Linked DNA regions of Mus musculus: region 1 is linked to region 2. A link is a loop called in an ENCODE intact Hi-C map of the cell type or tissue named here. Cell type or tissue: heart. All regions are shown on one strand.

The links. Peaks named below come from ENCODE experiments on the same cell type or tissue, not always from the same donor. Only the 100,000 strongest peaks of a DNase experiment are listed, where the experiment ranks them.
Region 1: a loop joins it to region 2, with 2.4 times the contacts of the local background. A loop is called at or near these places in 2 of 42 quality-filtered maps.

What each region holds. Positions count from the first base shown.
Region 1 is chr9:79,680,072-79,682,571 of GRCm38, reverse strand. Col12a1 (collagen, type XII, alpha 1) reads left to right here. Exons shown (of 66, transcript NM_001290308.1): 15 at 284-550; 16 at 991-1,183; 17 at 2,158-2,279. Among named protein-coding and RNA genes, the nearest start is that of Col12a1, 37 kb to the left of the region's middle. In heart, no CTCF peak of the experiment used is centred here; a DNase peak (open chromatin) is centred at 1,521; H3K27ac peaks cover 878 bases.
Region 2 is chr9:79,523,840-79,526,339 of GRCm38, reverse strand. No RefSeq gene overlaps it. Among named protein-coding and RNA genes, the nearest start is that of Gm10635, 5.8 kb to the right of the region's middle. In heart, no CTCF peak of the experiment used is centred here; no DNase peak of the experiment used is centred here.

The sequences.
Region 1 (2,500 bases), 160 kb before region 2:
GAATGCAGATAGGAAATCCCTGCAATATGAACTTTTATTTTTCTGTATTAACTGGATAAAGCGAGAGCATTCTACTGAGGCCACGCTGAGCTTAGGCTCACATGCCATCATGACACCACGACTGCAACATTAAGCAAGACATCTGTGTCCACACTTAGAATCTAGAGTTCCTTCCTACACGAAGGGAGAGGCAGACAAAAATGTTTTCCTTTAACATGCTGTACATTATTATTATTATTATCATCATCACTATTATTTATTGTTATTATTTTTTATTTCACAGTATCTCAAGATTCCAAAATCTTAAGAGTGGATGAAGAAACAGAACACACGATGAGAGTTACCTGGAAAGCAGCACCGGGGAAAGTCGTCAACTACCGTGTTGTGTATCGCCCTCAAGGGGGTGGGAGGCAGATGGTTGCTAAGGTGCCACCCACGGTCACTTCAACAGTGCTAAAGAGACTTCAACCCCAGACCACATATGACATCACAGTTCTCCCAATGTACAAGACAGGAGAAGGAAAGCTCAGGCAAGGCTCAGGAACAACAGGTATAAAACAATGATAAATATTTTAATTGAATCTGGGGCTGGGGGGCTGTGTCTGAGTTATAGAGTATTTAGCCAACAGGAATGGGTCCTTGGATTTAAGCTCTAGAACACTATAGGCAAATATTTATAATTGTAATAAACTAAATTATATTTATTAGATGGGGTGTCTAATTAGTTTATTACTTGTTTTGCAAATCTAGTTCCTTGTGAACTGATCTTTCTGCTAATGTATCAATGCAAAACTCACTTGAATTGTGCCAATTGTGTGTGCTGCTCTTGCAGAACTCAATTTCCCAGGGCTTTTATTGAGCCTGACATTTTATGCTAGTAGTAGACTTGACCCTTCTTATACATACACATTTTTTCTTGTGGGAGTGAATCCAAAACACCTAAGCCTATCTTATCCATAGTATTGTTCTTAAAATCTTTTATTTTTACAGCGTCTCGATTTAAATCGCCGAGAAACCTCAAAACTTCTGACCCAACCATGTCAAGTTTCAGAGTGACTTGGGAGCCTGCCCCTGGGGAAGTGAAAGGTTACAAAGTCACATTCCACCCTACAGGCGATGACAGAAGACTTGGGGAGTTGGTCCTTGGACCATATGACAACACAGTTGTCTTGGAGGAGCTTAGGTAGGAATGAACTGTATTTGTGCTAAGGACTGTATCACTTAGGTAAATTTAAATAGGCTTTATACAAAGAACAACCTCACGTGTTTGCAGAAAACAGAAAAGAATTAAGTCTGACAAACAGCTTGTATTGTTTAGATAACTTTTGTTACTAAGTGATCAGGGATGACTTTTAAAAAGAATACCTGGGTTTTGACATGTCCGTATCACATAGTTTCATTACAGTTGCAGTCATGTGAAAATGTGTGGCCAAGTGACTCATTCTGAGACACTCCCCTGCCCCCGCCAGGGTGGATGTCCCTGCAGGGAAGCACACTGGAGCTCAAAGGCCAGAGTCTGTGCTTGTGGCCAGCTGGCAGAAGAGCTTTGAGTTGATTAGAGGTCTAGTTTTAGACAGTGAGATGGAAAACAAAGGAGTGTGAACTTGAACAGCACTCCACATTCATCCAGAGATACCAATGGGTTACTGTACATTCCTCTTGGAAACTTTGCTTGCTCAAGTATTCATTCAATAGTGTTGGAACCTGTATAATGCTTGCTGTTCATTGTAACTTGAGTAGGTAGGATGAAATTTGGAAGGTCACTGTTTGACATTGCCCAGTGCTGAGTGTCTTAGGTCATTGGGCAGACACAGAACATTTCAATCATTCTAAAGCCGGCATCTCAGGAGCAGCCTAAGCAGGGCAGCTAATTTTTCCCAACACTGAGCGGCATGGGGGAAATGCTGTCTCTCTGACCAGTCCTGAGACAGTGCTGTAAATCCCCAGAGCTCCCTGGAATGCTGGGTGGCTAGTTTCCTGTGATTCCTTACCAGCAAGCTGGAATGTGATGGCAACTATCTTTCTTCTTTCACAATACTGAACATTATTCATTCCTATGGGTGAAAGTTTGTTAGTGAAGATAAGTTATCTTTAACAAGATGGAAGCTGTTCCTTTGAGACCATAGTCCCTACCCACTCTGCATATCACTATTTCAGGGCAGGCACCACCTATAGAGTCAATGTTTTTGGGATGTTTGATGGAGGAGAAAGTTTACCACTCGTTGGGCAAGAAATGACAACTCTTTCTGACACAACTGTGACACCATTTCTATCTTCTGGTAAGAAACTGAGTTATATTTCCATGAGAAAATAGTATTATGAAACTATCGGGCAAGTGAAGTGTGAGGCTATTAAGCAATGAAAATTATAACTTTCACTACAATTTATTTAAATAATGACAAACTCTTTTATATTTGTAGAAACTGCTTCAAATATCCAGTTGAGCCTACTTTTTTCGCTTTTCTTTTTTTTCAATTTCGCATTAATTAAATACTGGATT
Region 2 (2,500 bases):
AGATGCAGCATATGTCTAGTGAATTTTGCAGAGCATTCAAAGGGAGGACCTGCAGAGCACTGCCCGAAATGCTCATCCTTGAGTCTCATTTTTAATGACAGAGCTAAGACCCGATGTTGGTCACTGATAGAAATTTCCTCACCTGTTCATGACAGTCATCACAGCTCTTCTCCAAGTTCCTGTGGCCCCTCCCCTCAGGGATGACTTGTTTTATCCAATTCCAACCAAAAATATTCTTTTGATGATAAATGGACATTTCCCTCTCAAACAGGTAAAAAATAATCCCAGTATTCATAATCAGAGTTCCTTCCCCTTTGCTAGTTTGGGTAGCTTGTGCATATAATTTGGTCTTTCTGATATGTAGTTTAATTGTCTATAAAATAAGTCTTAAAATAACATTCTTTTATTTGGTTTGTGGTAGACTCATTTGAAAATACATTTGTTTCTCATAGATCTCTCAGCAGAAAAAGTCTGAAATCAGGGTACCAGAATAGAGCAGTTTTGGTGCAGACCCTCTTCTAAGTTACAGGCTACTGTTGTTGTTTTTTTTTTCTTTTCATTTTTTTATTAGGTATATAGCTCATTTACATTTCCAATGCTATACCAAAAGTCCCCCCATAACCACCCCTCCCCTCCCCTACCCACCCACTCCCCCTTTTTGGCCCTGGCGTTACCCTGTACTGGGGCATATAAAGTTTGCATGTCCAATGGGCCTCTCTTTCCAGTGATGGCCGAGTAGGCCATCTTTTGATACATATGCAGATAGAGACAAGAGCTCCAGGGTACTGGTTAGTTCATAATGTTGTTCCACCTATAGGGTTGCAGTTCCCTTTAGTTCCTTGGGTGCTTTCTCTAGTTCCTCCATTGGGGGCCCTGTGGTCCATTCAATAGCTGACTGTGAGCATCCACTTCTGTGTTTGCTAGGCCCTGGCATAGTCTCACAAGAGACAGCTATATCTGGGTCCTTTCAGCAAAATCTTGCTAGTTTTTTTCTCATGTTCTCACATAATTAAACTTGAGTGCAAGACTTTTCTCATCACTAAATGAAGCCTGACTACTGGGAATACATTAAATCTAATTGAGTTGTTAGCTAAAGGGGTCCCAAGGGAAGCCCCAAACAATGCAGGGTGATTCAAAGCCTATCAGTTGCTCTCCCCAAACTGAAGGCAAGGCCCTATAAGCTGAAAATAACACCTACATAATTCACTGAACATAGCTGGTGCTTACCTAGAGCCTTCACTCATACTAGTGTTGTTACAGGAAGGTACTCTGCAAGCCAACCAAGGAGAAATGAAAATAGCAACCCAACTACAAACCCTTTGATTTACAATACTAGTGTTGTTGTTACAGGAAGGTACTCTGCAAGCCAACCAAGGAGAAATGAAAATAGCAACCCAACTACAAACCCTTTGATTTACAATGGTTTCCACTCTGAAGATAGGCTATCTAGCGCAATGGTAGCACTAAGCTTGTGGAAGTAACCAATCAATATATTATTTGAGTTAAGGCCCACTACATGAGATGAAACCCAGACCTGGCACTGCTTGGGTAACCAAGAACCTGAGACTAGATAGCCCAGGTACTTAGGTTAAATCTGAATACTACTATTCTACAAAAGAGTTATCAATAAAGTGACTTCTAATGGCATCCCGCTATGTTCACAGATCAGTGTCTTGCTCAGCCACGATCAAGAAAGCTTCCTCCTGCAGCAGATGGAAACAAATAACAGTAAGCATAGCCAGACATCAACACACACACACACACACACACACACACACAGAGAGAGAGAGAGAGAGAGAGAGAGAGAGAGAGAGAGAGGCAAAGACAGACACAGAGACACAGAGACAGGTGCCATCATCAGAGTAGTTCTGTGCTATATTGGGTAGAGGTTCTACATAGTTATCTGTTGTTTCTAACTTCTCAGCCATCCTACATACAAATGATACATTCCTTAAAAGTTTATTGCTGAACAAGATTCTATTGTTTATGATTATTAAGCCTCACTTGAGAAGAACTATAAACCATTTAAAAATTGATTATACTTTTAAATTTGTATCTCTCCATGTGTGCTCTTGCATGGTGTGCATGGCATGGCTCCTGCATGGATGACAGAAGACGTCTTGCCAGAGCCTGGTCTCTCCTTCTGTTTTATGGGTCAGGAGGACTGAGCTCAGGTCATCAGGCTTGTTCATAGCATCTTTATCTGCTGAGCCACCGAAGGCTCACAGAACCATTTTTTTTAAAGCAAGCAATGTTTATACAGAGTATGGAAGTATGAAACCAATCAGTGTTTTTAAAGACTATCTAAGGGCAGGAGGCTGACAATGTTACTACAGACTTGCAGCCAGCAGGTTTTTGGGATTTGTTTTTTAAATTAATTAATTAATTAATTGCACATGGTGCTTGGGATCTACTTTTAATTCAGGGTCTCAGATATTTGGCAAGTGGTCTACTACTGAGGCACCCGAGAGCTCTGAGCAGCTGTGAGCCTTATAATGAT